Linked DNA regions of Mus musculus: region 1 is linked to region 2. Evidence: chromatin loops called from intact Hi-C (ENCODE). Cell type or tissue: left cerebral cortex. All regions are shown on one strand. Each heading gives the region's core, and the rest is flanking DNA. Links, peaks and the distances in the headings are about the cores only.

What was found. A loop is a pair of places that touch in the nucleus more often than their neighbours do. Peaks named below come from ENCODE experiments on the same cell type or tissue, not always from the same donor. Only the 100,000 strongest peaks of a DNase experiment are listed, where the experiment ranks them.
Region 1: it touches region 2 in a loop (2.2-fold over the local background); 2 of 42 quality-filtered maps call a loop at or near these places.

The regions. Positions count from the first base shown.
Region 1 is chr14:39,033,822-39,043,713 of GRCm38, forward strand. All of the region lies in intron 1 of Nrg3 (neuregulin 3), which reads right to left. Among named protein-coding and RNA genes, the nearest start is that of Nrg3os, 140 kb to the left of the region's middle. In left cerebral cortex, for the core only: no CTCF peak of the experiment used is centred there; DNase peaks (open chromatin) are centred at 837, 1,190, 1,203, 1,367 and 3 more places; H3K27ac peaks cover 5,538 bases.
Region 2 is chr14:39,102,449-39,112,340 of GRCm38, forward strand. The region is part of intron 1 of Nrg3 (neuregulin 3); the gene reads right to left. Among named protein-coding and RNA genes, the nearest start is that of Gm20642, 110 kb to the right of the region's middle. In left cerebral cortex, for the core only: no CTCF peak of the experiment used is centred there; DNase peaks (open chromatin) are centred at 4,548, 5,285, 5,683 and 7,877; H3K27ac peaks cover 2,165 bases.

The sequences.
Region 1 (9,892 bases), core at 561-8,560, 69 kb before region 2:
CTTTGTTCTTTCTACTTCCCATTGAAGAACCTATAACCTTCTTGATCACAGGAACCATGATTTGCTTCTCTCTTCTCCCCCATTACCATGGAGTATCTAAACCAATGCAAACCTAAAGACAGAGGAATGTCTGATCAATATATCTGGTTCAGTATTTTCTTTCTGTTATGTATTGCTGTTAATCTGGAAGTCTATTTGTAAACAGACTGTTTCCTTTATGTTGGTATGACTTTCAAAACTTAAAAATTACATGTCAACATGTTGTTGGTGACACTTTATATTTGGCCACTTGTAAACGATGAAAGAACATTTCCGGTTAGGGAGTAGGATAAATATAATGTACCAAACTTAGATGTTTGTTTACCAAATTCCATTTCTTGGCAACAGAGATATACTGTTGCTATTTAATACCCTGACTAGATTAGAACTGTTCGTCAGTATAACCAATAAATTCAGTTTCTTCCTCTGTTTATGACCATCAGAGCCACCAAAGATAAGAAAATTGACCAGCTTCACAATACTTACTCAGATATAGGCATGGAACAACATAGACTCTGACTTATTTTCATTTACACAGGAAAGTACTCTGCCTACAAATTATGTTTATATTTCTAGATCTAAATTCATACTGCAACCATCATTACACAAGGTAACCAATATTGTTCATTGGACAAGAGAACAACAAAGGTCCTCTCCAGATATATTCACTTGCAGAAGGTCATTCCTGAGTTTAATATTCACTGTAGTAGCATCAGCTTCCTAGGTTCCTTGTTCCCCATGGCATCCAATAGGCAGTTGGTAGTGTCACGATGCTACAGAAGTGTGAGGCGTAGGCTTCCAGGCTTCAACACAGCACATACCAAACACACTGACACAGTGTCTCAGGCAAAAATTAGAGCTGTGAAAGCTGATTAATTTTACATCCAAGTGAAATTTTACTTCACAATCAAATGATTTGCTAGCTGTGGGGGGAAAATGAGTATTTAGGCTTTAAAGAGATCAATGACCCGTCTAAGCTTCTACCCTAGGTATCCCTTTGAGTACCAAATGACTTCCTGAAAATATTGTTCTGAGGGATCAAATTCAAGCATTTTGACTAACAATTAAAGAAACAACAACACAGGAAACTAGGCACTTCTATATTAAGAGAACGGGCGCTTCTATGTTTGGAGAAGTTACTGGCTCTGTGCCAGGAGAATAGTATGGAGGTTACCTACCAGGCTGGTTGGCTCTGGTTCATGCCAAGTCCTCAGTATCCAGCCTTCTTCCCCTACCATCTTAGAAATTAAAATTTTTGAGTTTTCAATGTTCTAATACTGGAAGATCAACCTGCACAGTCTTGTTTCAAAAAAGCAAGAAAGTATGTATTTTTAGCAATTTCTTTCCCTTGATGTAAAACCTTGGCCCATCGCCATAAAACAAGTTTCATTTCAAAGCAGCTTTTAAATAGGTTTTAAGGACAAGTGACTCAATGTACAAAATGACAAGAAGTGTAAGAAAAGAAAAAAACAAAAGTAAAGAGTGATGAGATTAAGCCATCACTTTTCTGTGATCTCCTCAAATCTTCTGTAATGCTAATATGAACTGTGGAAATTGGAAGGACTGTTAGGGAAGACCATTTGCTCTTCTATGACAATGAGATCCTTTGCTCATCACTCTCACAGAAAACTCAGTTCTGTAGAGCACTGTAGGAAACCCTGAACTCAGGTGAGACTCCTGTGTCTTCTACATTGAGAAATGTTAATATGCAGTCCCAAAAGTATCAGAGAAGCAAACATTTTTATGCAAATCAGAAGCTGGTTAAAAATACCACTTATCCTAGAAATGTGCCTTTTCTCATGAAGAACTTACAAAGCTATAAAGCACCTCTAGAATTCCAGGTCTGGGGGAAGGAGAGAAAAGACAGGAGAAAGGATGGAGGTGTGGGTATATTATATGAAGCACAGAAAGGGCTGATCAAGTCCACATCATTGTTTTTGGTACAAACAGGTGTAGGAAGAATCTCTCCATGCCCACATAGAGGCAGAATTGAATTCTCAGATGAACCATAAATGAAGATGTGCCCATTACTCAAGTCACAAAACACAACTTATTAAAGACACATTCAGAAAAATTTGGGCAACACCTTTGGACTTGATAAGGTTATTTAAAAAAGCAAAGAGAAAGCAATTTTAAGTGGGCAGAGAAAGGAACTATAAACCTGGTAGAAACTGGGAGAGGGTTTTAATACAATGGAAATACAATGTATGAAGTCATCAAAAATTAATAACAATAGAAACAAAGCAAGAGAGAATAAGAAAAACAAAAGAAAAAAGAAAGGAAGAAAAGGAGAGAGAGAAAGGAAAGGAAAGGAAAGGAAAGAGAAGAGAAGAAAAGAAAAGAAAAATAAGAAAAGAAAAGAAAAATAAGAAAAGGACAGCAAGAGTGGGTTGCATAGTGCAGTGATAGAAACAAAAGAAGCCTAGCTTAACAAGGAGAAAGGGAAGAACTGATGTCCCAAAGTTGCCTTCTGACTATATGCATACCATAACACATGTATGTGTTACACACGTACTAATACAAACACACAAATAAATAAATTGATTTTGATTTTGAGAAGGAGTGGAGCGGGGTGGAGTGAGGGAAGAGGGCAACCTGATCTGGTATTGGGTGAGGAAAAAGACTGAAGCCCTGAGGGCCATCAGAAAGAATGGAAACAAGTAACCTTGGGAGATAAGAGATTATGGGGGGGAGGGGGGCGCTCCAGAATGCACCAGAGTCCTGGGAGGGGAGAGTCTCTCAGGACTCAAAGGGAGGGATCTTAGATGAAATGCCTGACAGTAGGAAGAGGTATCTTATAGAGCCCACCTTCACCAGGAAGACAGGGCATCAAATGAGGAAGAGGGGGGCCATTCCATAGTCACAATGCTGACCCATAATTGTTCCTGTCTGAAAGAATTACAGGGATGGAAACAGAGTGGAGCCTGAGGAAAAGAAGGTGCAGCAACAGGCACAAAGTGGGATCCAGCTCAAGTGGAGGTCCCAAGGCCTGACATTATTATTGAAAATATGGAGTGCTCACAAAAAGGGACCTAGCATGACTGTACTACAGAAGACCCAATAAGCAGCTGAAAGTGTCAGATGCAGATGTTTGCACCCAACCAATGGACAGAAGCAGCTGCCCCCTGTTGTTGAATTAGGGAAGGCTGAAAGAAACTGAGGAGAAGAGCGATCCTGTAGAACCAGCAGTCTTTATTAACCTGGTTCCCCGAGATCTCTCAAACACTAGACCACCAAACAGGCAGCCTACACTAGCTGATATGAGGCCCATAACACACATATAGTAGAGGACTTCCGGGTCTGTGTTCATACAGAAATGATGTACCTAACCCTCAAGAGACTGATGGCCCCAGAGAGTTTAGAGGTCAGGTAGGGTGGAGATGGGAGCATGCATGTAGAGATAGCAGGGTATGAAGAGGTAGAAGATGTGGAAGAGGTGGAGGGTAGATAGGGGTGGTGAGATGAGATTTACTTATAATACTTAAAAATATATATGCAATAGAGATGAACTTAGGTTGCTGCTATATAAAACATAGAGACTGGGCCAGGGATAACCAAAGCCAGAATGTCAAATGGAGTGTGCAACATAATCATTCTATTGGTTACATCATTATGTGGTCATCATGATGGCTTTATTGAAGAAGCAAATGAAATATCATGGCAAGAATGCAAGTATATATTACCAAATTTCAAATATTAATTTTGTGTTTATTTAAGTTGTGTTTGTAGGAATAGGCAGATACACCTGTTTTTGTAGCAAGAACTTGTTACTAATGACAGGTTTCAGGATTAGAAAATTAGTACTCATGAAACACAGTTTTGACCTAGCAATTTCATATAGACTCCATCTAGAGAAGACTATTTAGAAAACTAATTAGAAAATGAAATATGTCCATAGATCTGTATTACCATTGTAGAATCAATAGATAATAAGGCAGATCTTAAAATGTCTCACGTTTGCAGCAACGAATAAAATGTACTGACAGCACCTGGTAAGTTGCTATGACATTTTCAAAGTCGATGTTTCACAGCATCTGTTAATCAGATCATACACTTCATTATATGAAAGAATAGAACACAAAATGTGTGCTATATATATGACTGTGAAAAAATAAGGTCAGCACAACAGAAATTATGAAAGAATATGCCATAATGAAGAATAAGGATTAAAAACTAAATATGATTTGATAACTTTTATTTTAATATATTCAGAATTAATATGTTATTATGTATACTTGTATATTACATTTGATATATTTTTCCAGAAGAGTATTATCATTAAAAGCAGAGAAACCAGAAGGGTGTGGTAGCACACGCCTTTAATCCCAGCACTAGGGAGGCAGAGGCAGGCAGATTTCTGAGTTCGAGGCCAGCCTGGTCTACAAAGTGAGTTCCAGGACAGCCAGGGCTATACAGAGAAACCCTGTCTCAAAAAAAAAAAAAAAACAAAAAAACAAAAAACAAACCAAAAACCAAAAACAAAAACAAAAAACAAACAAACAAAAAAACAAAAAGAAAACAAAAAAACAGAGAAACCCATGAGTGATAGCTATGTCCCCTCACTCCAACCATGAAGGGAGTACAGACAATCCAGCCAAGAACACAGAGCTTACTCTTCTTTTGATGGGTTCTTTTCATTTGGACCTCCATGGCTGGCTCTTCTAGCCGTACAGGAGTCTGTTTTGTCTGAATTAGAACAGGAATCTCATTGAAATTGTTATGGTGAATGAAAATTAGACACCGGATTTTCAAGACGAAGCATCATGTACCTGATGTGTTACCATGAACACCATGTGTAGTCAATTCTCTCTCTCTCTCTCTCTCTCTCTCTCTCTCTCTCTCTCTCTCTCATCTCTCCCTGTCTCTTTCTTTGTCACTCGCTACCCACTTTCTCTTAAAGTCCACTCTTGGCATGAGAAGAAACCTAATAATTTTTTGCTTTGCTTTATTTGACTCTCAACCCCCATTTCAGGATGTTCTCCATCTCTACCTGACTCAAACTAGGATGGAATTCTCCAAATGTAATTTTAATTCTTATTTAAAAAAAAAAACAAATAACATTGAAATGGTACAATAATATAATCACTTCTGTTATTGTAGTTGACAGAGATAAAAGACAGGAAAAATCCTGCAAAAAAATTTAATAAAGTATGTTTTCAAAAACATGTGACTAGGGTGCAAAGAAACATGATTTTAAAATTTAAAATTAGCTAAATTCCTCTAGTTGAAAGAGCTCTTTTAAAAGAAGTTTGTTTCTCCAGTAGAATGCAATTCCTTAATAAAGTAGCACACTGGCTGCAGCCAAGAAGAAAAGAAGCCACCCTAAAAATATCTCCATAAAAATGGAAAGAGCTGACATTTCCTTACAGGCTCCTGGAACAGTCTTGCCTGAGCCTGCCTGGGCCTGCCTGGCTCCAGCTGTCCGGCTGGCTTCATTCTTCACTCTCCTTTATGGCTCTTCTCTGAAGGCAGTGGAGGATTCAGAAAATGCCCCAGTTCTGTGATTTGTGTGATCTTACATTAATTGACTAACACTGAAATAGATGTGCTATAAGCAAGAACCATCAACAGAATCAGTAGCATTCTAGAACTAAGCATTAATGAATAAACACATTCATACTCTGATTTGGGCTCATTAAATTTTAATGCTATCAAATATATTTCTTTTTGTCATAAACTCTTGAACAGGTATTGTTGGTTCATTCATTTATTTAAAATGCATTTACTGTGATAATTTAGACTTACAGAAAATCTAGGGGAGAGTAAAAGTAACACGGCAAGAACGTTCATCCAGAAATTATTCCAAGGCACTAACAGTCTTCAAGCCTTGTCCATGGGGAGGCAAACAGAAAATAAGCCATCTTTGCTCAGTACATTTATGGATATGCAAAGATACCAACCCCACAGGGCAAAGTTCCTCTAAACACATTCTTATGCATTCATAGGATGGATATATGGCTGTTCACCCAACCAGTAATAGTCTAAATGCCACTCCCAAGTCAGAAGCCACTAGCTACTGAAGAATATGACTGAAGATCTCAGACTTTGAGGATACACACACACACACACACACACACACACACACACACAAAGACACATAAAATATCCAAATATTATTTCTGCCAAGAAAATCAATGAAGAAACAAGAGGTGATAGGGCAAGCATATAGTCACAGAACTCCGTAACGCTCATGGTTCTGGGGCATAAGGACAATGAGTTGGAGGCCTGCCTAAGCTCAATATTATTATCATGCCTCTCAAAAGCAAAATGCAATAACAGCTAACCAATAATTGTATTGGCTCATCTCCTTTCAGGAGATACTTTCTTCATGGAATTCTGAAAAACAGAAATATGTTGTTTGGTTTACAAGACAGAAGCACTCAGTCTTTACTGTATTATGGATAAAATTTTGTTCCCTAAATTCAGATGTTGAAGTCTTTGACATCAGTGTAATACTTTGGAGATAGGACCTTTAAAGAGAGCATAAGTTTTAAATCATGGGCGATGTATTACCTATAGGGAGAAGATAGGAGCTTTATTAATGCCACTGCCTGTGGGTAAAGCCTTGGCCATGCAACTCTTAGACTGAGGCTGATGACAAGCCAAACAGAGAGGCACAGAAGCTACAGGAGTCCCAACACCTTTATCTTGAGCCTCCATCCTATAGATCTCTAGACATACTTATCACACTACCTTTTAAATGCATATCTTTATAACCATAGATTTGTGATGTTTTTGGTCTCATTAGAGAGATTTTATTTTGCACTGAAGGGCAGTTAATGCAGAAGCTCACAAATGGTCAAAATATAGAGAAATAAGTTTCTTTGGATTACTTGCCATAATTGGAGCATCAGTACCACACCTGTACCTATTCAAATAATAGCTAACAAAAAAATATTCTACTGTTACTCGCAATTGCAGCTTCCAATCCATCATTGTAATATGTAAATCACCAGAATAAAAGACTAAAAAGAATAAACACATAATTATCTCAACTTGTATTTGTTAGACTTTGAGTAAGTCCCATGCTGGTTAATGTTCATAAAGTCCCAGCTGTGTCCAAATCATGATTTGAGGAGGTTTGCTGTTACAAGAGAGGATGTGTATGAGTATATGCACATATGAATACATGACACGTTCACAGTATCACCTCAAGTGGGTATCTCCATTATGGACAAATATTTGTATGAACAATGCCAATAAAAGGACGTTTAGAATCATTGACAATTGAAGCATCTAAGCAATGCTGTCACAATTTAGAGACTAGGAGTAAGATAATATTTTTCTTTTACAGAACATTCAGACACCACTTCCTATAGTCATTCTCATTTTGTTTTACTTATGTTTTAGAACTTCTCCCTTCCTCCTCCTCTCCTTTTTCATCCCTCTTAGTCCCCATTATTCCCACAATGCTCATCAGAAGGCTCTGATTAAGTCTTCCAGATGGAGCTGTTTTATTCTAGGAACTGGAGGAAGAACCGCTTCTTCAATGATTTTTGATTTTTATAATTCTGTTCACACTCCACTGCAAATGTTACCATATCAAACAGCATAAGATGTAAATGGCCATGTACAATATGAATCTTGGATCTAAAAAAATATATTAATCAGCCCTTCTCTTTTCTCTATAGACTGTAATTTGTCAAAATGTTTGCTATCCTTGCTAAATCACAAGAACCCATGCTTTCATATGTAGAAGATAAAGATCCTCAAAGATTAATAACATCTTTATATGTTGCCTGAAAGCATTGAATATTTAAACTCACAGAAGTCCACAAAGCAAATTAATAATGGTTGTATATTATTCCAACATATATCAGAAGTACCTAACATTAAGTGAGTAGGAAACAAACATAAAGCAGCATCTAATCTTTTTAATGATGATCCAGGAGGGATAGGAGGAGACAAAGAGGGGTATGCTTGATCAAAATAAAATGTGTGCATGTTAAAAAGGAACTTACTTAAATTCAGAAAATCTGTATCACTGATTCAATATGCAGCTCTCTGTATTCAAGTTTTTGTGATACTTTCCATAAGCATTTGTTTCATCTCTGGATTTTATTTAAATCACAACTGCTTATAGTTTCCTGGCTGGGGTCAGAATACATAGCTAGTAAATAGTGTACTACAAAGAGAGGAAATAAAAATCGATGAATTTATTTTAGTAATTTATTCAGTATTGTAAACTAGGTGACTCTCTGGTATATCAAAGATTTTAATCATACATTCTTGTTTTCAATGCACAGGTGAGTTTGGCAAAGCACTGTGTTATAGAGGATGGCTGCTTGTGTTAGGATATAATGAGAAGCATGTAAGTGATTTATAACCCACAGTGCTGGAAGAACACAAACTGCCCTTTATTAGGAGCCAGAACATATATTATAAAAGGCTTATAATATAATAGAATTCCAGATCTTTTTTTTTTGAGATTTTCTTACCACTATAGAATGTCATTATTCCCATTGGTTTTGGCATATCATTAATCTTAAGCACAATCAGAAGCCCCAAGTCGTGTAGTGGTGTGGACAAATCATGGACAATTCCCAGCAAAAAAAAAAAAATTCTAAAGTTTTAAAAAGAAGATATTCATAGAGATACAACAGAGCATTCTACATTACATACAATAGATACAATAGCATACAATAGAAACAACATTCTAAACACAGGTTCTGCACTGAAATCTTGGTACTCCAGTCCTAAGTAGAAATATCTGAAGTGATTTACTTTATGGAATATCTATTTTATCAACTTTTAAAGAGAGAAAATAATGCTACTTCAGATTTCTTTCTGAAGATGTGACAAAAAGTCTTGTATTTAAAGTGACCTCTAGGATAAGGACTCCACAAGAATTCCAACAGAATCAACTAACATGGATCCTTGGGGGCTCCCAGAGTCTGAGGCATCAACTAAAGAATGTACATGGGATGGATATAGGCCTCCTGTACATATAGCAAATGTGCAGCTGGGTTTTCATGTGGACCTCCCAACAATGGGAGAGGTGGTTCGGGGTGTTTACCCTGATACTGTTGCCTACCTGTGGATCCTGCTTCCATAACTGGGCTGCCTTGTCTGGTCTCTTTGAGAGAGGATGTGCCTAGTTCAGCAGTGACTTGAGGTGTCATGGTGGGTTGGTAGCCAGGGAATATTTGCCCCTTTTCATAGATAATGGGGATGGGAGGGTGGGAGGAGGGGAACTGCAATAGGAATATAAAGTGAATAAATGAATAAATGGAAAAGAATAAGGTGCCCTCTATATTTCTTGACTTATTAAAAACTGTTAAAAGCTAACTGATTAGGCAATTCTGGGAATGTTTGGGAATACCCCAAACCTGCTAACATGTTTCCAGGCAGAGCTCAGCTTATAGTTACCTATGAGCAGTCATGTTTACAAAGGATACAGGACATTCAAGAGCTTTCTGAGTACTGAACATTAAGGGTCCCCTGAAGTCCTCAGTTTGAGAATTTTGATTACCAAGAATGGAGTGGTGTCCTCATGTTTGCCCAGCTAAACAAGTCAGTGCATGAGTTCACTCCATTGTTAAAATGTATTTAAACTTGTCCTCCGGTTTTAGCCTGAGTGACTTTTCTATGTAGCACCCCCCCTTTCTCTTTGTTTTTTTTCCTGTTCGTGCCATCTGTCCTTTCTGCTTCTTAGCTGATAGTAGAACTCCCTAAGGCAATTCAGTAAGCATCGTAAAGAAACTCCCCAGTCGTCTATGCACTGGACCAGTCAGACAAAACACCAAAATTACCAAACACAGTTAACATGAATGAACTGGCTCATCTCCAGGACTCATGGTACAACCTCAGGAAGTGGATGTGCAGAGCTTTGGAATATTCATTATGAAAGGAG
Region 2 (9,892 bases), core at 1,011-9,010:
TGACCTTAAGAGATTTGCCCTTCCTAACAATCCAAAGAGTTTCCATATTTTGTGAACTTAGAAGAAAAGAAGTACAGAAAATTCATTTTCTCTGGCTCTTGACTGAACAATGGGAAACAAAGGAAAGATTACACTAAGAAATCTGAAATTTATTTTCAGTTATTTCCCAAGAATAAAACCAGGGAACTGAGCAGTAAAGGGAGATCAAGAGTGTAAGAGAGGACAGAGAGATGGAGAAAGGGCAAAAGCAGAAATGTGTGAGAGGAATTGAGATGTAGAGAAAAGCCCCAACTCCTTATGAAGATTGCAGGGCATCATGTAAGAACAGAGCAAGGACGAGAGGAAGGGGAGGAGGGAAGGAGGGAGGGAGGGAGGGAGACAGAGACAGGGACAGAGACAGAGGCAGATAGAGAGACAGAGAGACAGAGAGAGAGAGAGAGAGAAAGAGAGATAACATGCCCCTGTGTTTGTGGGACATTCTTGCAATTTGTGAAACACTTAATACTATAATTTTATAATATTTTCTCAAAACTGCAGAATGATGGGAATGTCTGAGGCAAACCTTCAGGAAGCCCCACAGGATAGAAAGCACATCCAACAGCCCTTCCTGTCGAATGGGTAAGGCTTGAGGGGATTCAGAAGTTCAGAAGCACGTTCTGAGCAGTAACAGTCTGACAGAAAGCAGGTAGGTTTCTTGGGTAGGAGTGAGACTACAGCAAGGACATGACAGTGATAATGATAGTGATGAAAATCAATAATCATATGATTCATGACAATTGTTTCATAACACTATTTTAGGGTCTGAGAAATCATTCCGTTGGTAAAATATTTCCTCTGCAAAGGACAAGGAAATTCCATTCCTTTTCCAAAACCCACCTTCAAAACAGAAAAAAAAAAAAGTAAATAAAAATAAAATTGGCATGTCAGTAGACAACTCTGACTCTAAAGTTGGAAAGGTTTAGAGAAAGAACTCCAGGGAATATGCTTGGTCTGTGTCAGGATAGTATGGTATCTTGTCTTTAAAAATTAATTGAAGAATAGTGGTAATGAAAAATAAAACACTGAGTAGGGGCAGAGATTGTCTGATGACTCACACATAATTGCACACATGCGTACACACACACACACACACACACACACACACACAGAGAGAGGGGGGGGCTAGAAAAAAGATGTATCAAAATTGAGAAGGTTCTCTCACAGTGTCCTCCATTTTCCTCTTATTACTTCCTCCATAGCACAAGTAGAAGTTAGACAGCAATCTATATTAATAGGGCCCACTTGTCACAATTAATGTGTGAACACTGACAGGGTAATATAAACTCAAGAGGAAATTTTACTCAGAATTACTGCACCTTTACCAATTTTGTCACGTTTCATTTAGGTGAGATCTTTTCCTCAGGTTTGTTTAACTTATTCATGAAGTTCTGGTAATCTCCGATGACTGCCTAATGTATGGCTTGCTGGTCATACATGCTGTGCTCTGTTATTCAAATTTGCCTAATGTTTCCCCATAATTATACTGGGAATACAGGACTAGAGGAAAAGGAAGGCATGGGTAAAGCAATAATTCTATACCATAGGTAGCCTATCAAACACACACACACACACACACACACACACACACACACACACACACACACATACACACAATCAAATGATATGTAATCATTGAGGGTAACTTTTATCAGTTGTCTGAGATGGCATATGCCAGGTTTTACCACTTGAATTGTATTCTACTCCATCCTTTGTATGAAGAATTTACAGGAAGTAAGAAGCTGTGTACATAAAAACTTTCAGTTGAAGAGACTACAGAAGGTTACATGAACTTCACTGAAGATTAATTCTTCTTCATTTCCTTATTTTTGAAATGATTCATTTTCAATAGTGTCATGTTATTGATATTCGTTTTGAGCTTTGAATTCTCATGTACAACTAACTAGTTGAGTTACTCTGCTGCTCAGTGTCCCACTTGTAGCCACTAACATGTCTTTTGCATGACGTCCATTTCCCTGACCCTTCATTAATGTGAACTTCTGATTTGTTTTAACTATTTTCTTGCTTTCAGATGCTTTGAGATGTTCAACAGCCATATATATTTCTCATCCTCAACTTACAATATTAGAATCCTGGCTTCTCTTAGGAACTTTGATTTCTTTTCTTAAGGGAGTGTGATCTGGACACTTTTTATGCTGCATTTATGAGCATTGTGAGCCCACATAACATTTTTAAAACAGACAAAATGTAGTTTCCTTCCATTATTACATGGAACATGATGTAAGTTCTCAGTACATAGGTTATTGTTTCAAAGCATTTGATACACGAATATGGACCACTTTACAGGTGATGTTAGATGTGATGTCAAGCTCATGAGGTAATGTTAAAATGTGTGCCTGTGTAAACAGGAGAAGACTGTGCAGACAAGAAGACAGAATGGATGCTTTGGGTAAAGCAATTCTTCTTGTCAAAGACCCTTGTGCTATCAACAAAAACTCAAAATGGAGAAAGGCTCTGGGAAAGATTCAAGCTAACATGTATATAGGAGAACATGTAATGATTAGTCACGATGAAAATTGGGGGATGGGGGTAGGGGTTAAAAAGACATGACTCCAAAGAGGAAAAGGTAAAACCACAGCCAGTGTCTGCATTCATTGTTAGTGCGGCGTTCATAGTATGTACTCTATTCTAGGAATGTTGAAAGGCGTAAGTGGGGCTTACTGGTAAGTCTCAGGAGACATTTAAATTCATCCACAGGGATTTCCTTTCCAGCTATTTTATACCAACATTCTTTGAAAAAAAGAAGGACATAAATTCAAGCCCTCCTTTGTATCTCTTGTGAGCAGCAGCATCAACCAAATCATGTACACTTTCTGAATTTCAAAGTCTATATTTGAAGTATGGAACTGAAAATATTCATGAAATTGTGAAGAAAATCATATCAAAGTTTACATGAAATTTCTTCAGCAAGCCATTTCAATATCTCTGTTTCCTCATTAATAGATCAAGTAAATAGATTCCAAGACATATACTCCAATCGCTATACAAACAAATACCTGCACAGCTATTTTTTTTTAACCACAGCAGCATTGAAATCCAAGAAGTTATGGGATATCTCTAAATAATCCTAAGCAAATGAATGTACAAAGGAGATTGTGTGTTGTACTCAATGGAATATTATTTAGTCATAAGGAACAGAACTATGTGATCTTCGGGAAAATTGATGCTTATCAACATATTAAGCAAAATAAGCCAGAAAGCCAACTATGCCATGTCTGGCATTGTAATCAGAAACTAGATATACAACAACAATAGCAAAATGACATGAGAGCAGAGGGAGAGGGTGTGGGAAAAGGTGAGGTAAAGTGAGTATAAACACAGAACTTTACATGCATGTATGGAGCTGTGAAATCCACTGTGTAATGTAACAACAAATGGGCAAAGGATAAAATATAATGCAAAAGGAGTTCATAATACACCTCACCTCCACTCCCCATGGAGACAGTTTATAAGAATTAATGCAGCCAATGTGTTCTAGCTTAGGGTTTCTATAGACAAAAGATATTTGTATTGCTAAAAGATGTACAATGTAAAAGAAATATTGGTACTCAATTGTTCATGTTTGTCTAGGCATCATTTGATCTCATCAATTGATTTACATAACCTTTTGTCAAGGTGTCGGTGTTCTTCCTTGTAGATGTTTTATCGTATGATGGGAAGAACGGACTTTAGACCTGAGAGTCTTGAGAGTGAGTGGGTGACCCTTGATGGGTGGGTGGCTCACAGCACCATGGACAGTGGCACCAGGGCTAAAGATCTAAGGGATCTTTCAAATCAGAAAGGGATCTTTTGAAAGCAGAGAACCCTTCTTCCCACCCACTACTCAGGAGTCATGTTGGGTCTGTGACTTTGTCTCTGCGAAGGAAAGTTAGGCTGGAAAACTTCACAGAGAAGCTGCACTGCCAGAAAACACCCAGGGCCACAGTGATTGGAGCTAATTGGCCTTTATTTAGCGTTGGTCTGTTCTCATCTGCCTTGTTAACCCTGATGATTACACAGTGTTTTGTGGTTTTGTTTTGTTTTGTTTTGTTTTGTTTTTACATGAAAATCTGTATCTAGCTCAGTATAGTTGATTTAAACAAAGCTACCTTTGGAAATCTCTAAATCCCACACTGATCAGTTTCTACTTAGGAAACAAGCCAAGTCTCCTCTGCGCAGTGGTCAGGAACCCTACCAGGGCCTGCCACCCTTTTCCTTCTCTGGACATTGCAGGTAGTGAGACATGAGCATATATTAATCAAAAGCAAGGAGCTAGCCCAGGACTCATCGCCAGATCCCAGCAGAGCTGTGAGAAAATCTTCACCATCTCATTCCTGTATGGGCTAGTTCCAGGGGAAAGCTTCCTCATGCATAGAGAACTGGCTGCTTCACAGAGAGCTGCTTGGGAAAGAAAGCATCTGCCTTAGGAAACCAGGTCCGACTCCCTTTGCGCTGAAGCAGAGGCCAAAGGAAGAGAGAGAAGAGAAATTTGGCTTGGGGTTGGCCTCATTCCTGGGGTAGAGGTAAAACAGGAGGAGGATAATAAGGAGAAGAAATAGCAGCCTGAACGAGTGCATCAAATCCAGCCATCTGCAGGTGTCTGCTGTAGTGGGATGTGTGAAAGCTGCAGCTAAGCTATATTTAAGTGGAGAGGACAGCCAACTGGAGAGAATCCTTTTACCAAGGTCATCTAGTAAATTTATTTTTGGCATGTGTCTATGTATGTTGATGTTGTATATCTGTATATAGAGGTCAGAGGTCAATCCCAGATGTTGTAGGTGTCATTCTTCAGAACATTACAACATTACCTTTAGATTTTGTGACAGGGACTCTTATTGGCTGCAGCTCAGTTTGACTAGGCTGGGTTGTCAGTGAGACCCTAAAGCATTGTTTCTCTCCACTTTTGGGCTTCAGATCCAAGCCAGATTTTTTTTGTTGTTTGATTATTTTGCGTTTTGTTTTTGTTTTATGTATGGGTCTACAAATCAAACTCAGTTTTTCATGTTTGCCCAGCAAGTAAGTTCTACAGACTAAAGCTGTCTTTCCATTTCAACATCCAGTAAATTCTGGGATTCAAAATTTGAGATTCCCTGATCTAGTTTGCTTTTCTGTTGTTGTGACAGAACACTGTGACCACAAGCAACCTAGGGAGAAAATGACTTATTTGGATTACACTTCCAGATCACAGTCCATCTCTAAGGGAAATCACAGCATGAACTTAAATAGAAATTCGAAGAACACATGAGGAAAGCAGCTTGCTCACTGGCTTACACTCAACTAGCTTTCCTACATAGCCTAGGACCACCTACGAATAGCACTTCTCCATGGACTGGTCCCTCTCATACTAATTTAATTAGCAATCATGACCAGTTAGCTACCCTGACTTGCCTACAGGCCAATCTAGTTGAGGCAGCTCTTCAGTTGAGGTTCCCTCTTACTAAGTCAACACTTAAGTGTGTCAAGTTGGCAGTCTAAACTAACCAGGACAACCCTCTATTGTCTGAATATCTCATAAACAAAGAGAAACCACGTAAGTCCATAGTGTTAATCCGTGATGAGGGTGTGTGTAAAATTGTTCAGTTGATGAATATTACCAACTAATTTATCTGTTTTTCTTCCAGATTTGTGCACTAAGCTGCTGTCAGTCAAACAGACATGATTTAGAGCCAAATGCAGATACTGGCTGTCTGGTTGATGTCTCTGACACAGTGCTAGACTCAGAGTGAGTAATAATCCTGTTTGGATTTTCCCCTTTTACTACTCTCCAGCAAAGTTGGATCTTAGAGCACACCCGTAGTGGTCCTAACGCCTAACAAGGAGGAAAGAGATATATCTACTTTCAAGTGCCAGGGTATAGAGAACTAAACAACTGGCTCTATATGATATATACAGTGTCATAGACTCTAAAAAGTATAATTTGACAGCATCAGATTCAGCCTCTGTCAGCAGGTGGAGATTTCTGGATGCAGTGACCAAGGAAATTTTGGTGTAGGCACCTTGGCAATGATAATCTTCTTGCTTCCTTTTTATGGACAGCCAAAATATTGCAATAAAACAAATCATAGACAAAAATTACGATTTTAAAAACCTAATTTTGATCCATAATTATTATTTGACATATTTAGTTACCATGTTTTCTATTAGTAATACTTTCAACTCCTGAATTTTCATTTCCAGAAATATCTTCATATAAGGTACTGTAAGGCCAAAAGTGATAGGTGGAGTCACTCTATGGGCATGGTTTGACTTCTAATATTGTGTGGCATCAGATGTAGTCAGAGGGCGATAACATAATGAATGACATCATCAGATCTGACAGGTCATAAGAGCTTCCTGCACTTCTGTCCCAATGTAGTTGTCATTGAAATAGGGCTTGTTGAGCTTTGTCCATTCCTGAAGTATTCTTACCATACAAACTGCATGACTCAGGTAGTTATCACACTTATAAAAATGAATGAGATGAAGAGTAACTCAGTGAGAATCTTGTTATTAGTAAAATGCACTCAAAAATTACATTTGTGTTTTAGAAGATCAAAGAATGCATTGTAAAAGTCAGGATAATTTTGTGTGGGAAAGAGGTGTTTGTACCTGTTAGTGTGGGTATGTGCAAACATGCATGCATCTCTCTCTCTCTCTCTCTCTCTCTCTCTCTCTCTCTCTCATTGTGTGTGTGTGTGTGTGTGTGTGTGTGTGTGTGTGTGTGTGTGTGTGTACTTGTTACTATGGGTTTATGCACAAGAATATGCAGCTGTATATGTGCAGATGTTGGCATCAGGTGCCCTTCCCCGATCATTCTCCATCTTTATTTTTGAAAAGGAAGAGAAAGTACCCAAGGAGCTAAAGGGATCTGCAACCCTATAGGTGGAACAATATTATGAACTAACCAGTACCCCGGAGCTCTTGACTCTAGCTGCATATGTATCAAAAGATGGCCTAGTCGGCCATCACTGGAAAGAGAGGCCCTTTGGACTTGCAAACTTTATATGTCTCAGTACAGGGGAACGCCAGGGCCAAAAAGAGGGAGTGGGTGGGTAGGGGATTGGGGGGGTTGATATAGGGGACCTTTGGGATAGCATTGGAAATGTAAACGAGGAAAATACCTAATAAAAAAAAGAGAAAAAAAAAGAAACGGGCTTTTCTGAACCAGAAGCTCATTGGTTCAGCTGGATTACCTGCTCAATGAATTTCAGAGATCCATCTGTTTCTGCCTGACTGGTATTGAGGTTAATAGCACTTGCTGCTATTCCTGGTTCTGATGTAGGCACTTGCCAAATACAAACTCAGGCCTCATGCTTGTCTGGCAAGAAATTTACCAACGGAGCAATCTTCCCAGGTCACAAAAGCCAAGCTTCTGGTAGACATTCCCAGTGTACACAAAAGACATAAGCACAGACTTAAGCTGTTTTCCACAATACTCAGAAAAGGGTGTCTACTTGTGTTTTCCTTCTTGAAAAAGATTCAATTCACAGCCTTTTTCCCAACTTCTGTTACACGAGAAAGATAGGATGTGGTCATTATTGTTTATTTCTCATTCAGCAAATGTCTATTGCTTATTTTCTTTTTAATTCAACAAATATCAGTGGGTATTTGCTGCTATAAGTCATACCTTGCTCCTTTCTGTTTTCTTCACAATCTATGAAACTGAAAGATTATAAAGGGTCTCTGCATGCCCGCTCCAACCCTTGAAGCTCACTAAAGTCCTTGGGCTGCTCAGCTAGCACAGCAAGAAAGCAGAGGAACACGGGGCTCTATTCTGACATTGAAATCAACATGAATTCAATGGCTCTTCATTGAACATCTCCGTACTGCATATAATATCCTGTGCTGAAAGCTGCAAAGCTATACAAAGGCAAATGCTCTTCCCTGAGGATCTTATAATCTAGGAGGAAAGATAACAACATGTACATGAATAACTAAAATGCCAGCTAGACAGATATAGGGCCCAAAGAAGGCTAAAAGTAAAGGCCTTTGCTTAATGGCTTCAGAGAGAATAGACTTGTGCTTGATCACAGAGGATTACAAATGGCATCGAGGGGCTGGTAGCCTTTGTTCGGGGTCTTGTGAATGGCAGGTAGGATTTTAATGGAGATAGAAGAAAAGGATGAATCTGGGAAATAGAGAAGGCACAGTAGGGAAGGGAGACATCAGGACTGTACATTAGTGAGAACAAATTATAGATAAGTCTGGGAAAATGAATCAGGACTGATGGAAGATCTTGAACACTAAGCTGGCAGTATGTTGGGTATGTGAAGCATAAACAGAAGTACAAAACAACTGAATATCACAAAACCAGCATTTAAAGAATAATTTTTGTGTAATGTGCACATCATCCTGGAGTTAAGGGATCTAACAGCAGGGAAGAAATCTAAAATACTTACAATAAGTACTAATATTTTAAAATAACATTAATTCTATGTATTATATGACTCCCACCAGAGGCTATAAGTTGTCTTAAATGGTCTTAGTATTTCCCTTTCATTCATTCTAGATAGGAGGTACTAGTGCTATCCTAACATTTTTAATGATAAAATCCAATCTGCCCTGATGTGTACACAGCCACTTGGGAGGATAAAATATGCTTGAGGCAGGAACGTGGGATGATTTGCCCCCCTGACCTCTGTGTGCACCTAACAGACCACTGACATCAACATAACCCTGAAAAGAAAATGATAACATAAAATTGAATATGGGGGCTGGAGTGATAGCTCAGCAGTTAAGAACATTGACTGCTCTTCCAGAGGTCCTGAGTTCAATTCCTAGCAACCACATGGTAGCTCACAAACATCTGTAATGGGATCGAATGCCCTTTTCTGTTGTGCCTAAAGAGAGATACAGTGTACTCATATAGATATAATAAATCTTAAATAAATAAATAAGTGAATAAATAAATTTAACTAAATTAAATATGGAGCTGGAACAATAGCTCAGCCATTTCAATACCTGGTTGCTTTTTCAGAGGGCAAGATTTGATGCCCAGGCCCCAAATGGTCACTCAATAATGTCTTTAACTCCAATTCCAATGGATCTGATGCTGTCTTCTGATTTTTGTAGGTACATATTATGTGGTGCGCATAAGAACATGCAGATAAATGATCATACACAGAATAAAATAAATCTTTAAAAAATATATATGAAAAGGAGAATATTTATACCCAAGGCCAGAGAGCAGGAAAAAGAAGACAAAAACGCCCAAGCTAAATGTCTCAATAGGGTAGCAGTGATGACACCACCTTTATGTCAAGCAAATGAGTGTCAGAAAAGGGAGCCAGTTCAGGTAGAATGATGCTGCAGAGATATGAGGACAGAACACAGTTCTGAAACAATTGGGTGAACTGGTTTTAAGGGGTTTCTGGTGTATCTTGGGTCAATAGTTTTTGGTACAGGGATAGGAGTAGAGAGTGCAAGGGGTAAAATTTATAAATAAAGAGAATATAATAACATTATCTGTCAGACTCTGTTAAGTCATGAAACCAGAAAAAGTGTAGGGAATGCTGTTGGATCTCAGTAAATGGTAACATTGACATTATCACTACAGCTAGGATTGCTACTGATTTTCTGATTTCTATGTTGTCAGTTTTTCAAAGTGAAGCATCTTTGTCAAGGAGAAAGTCACCAAAATGTAGCCCTAGACAGGGAACATACTTCAGTTGTTTTGAAGATGTATCTGGGTACATGTAAATGGACTCTAACTGGTGTGAGTTTATTGGAACTTCTCTACAAGCTTGGGCTACATATAAAATATCTGCTATAAAATGATACATTTGGTTTCTGGTATTTTTTTCTGGAAGCTTGGAGCTCCTGGTGTCACTTGGCCACCTTTAATGCTCTAAATGTTAGAGTCTTAATTTTTTTCTTC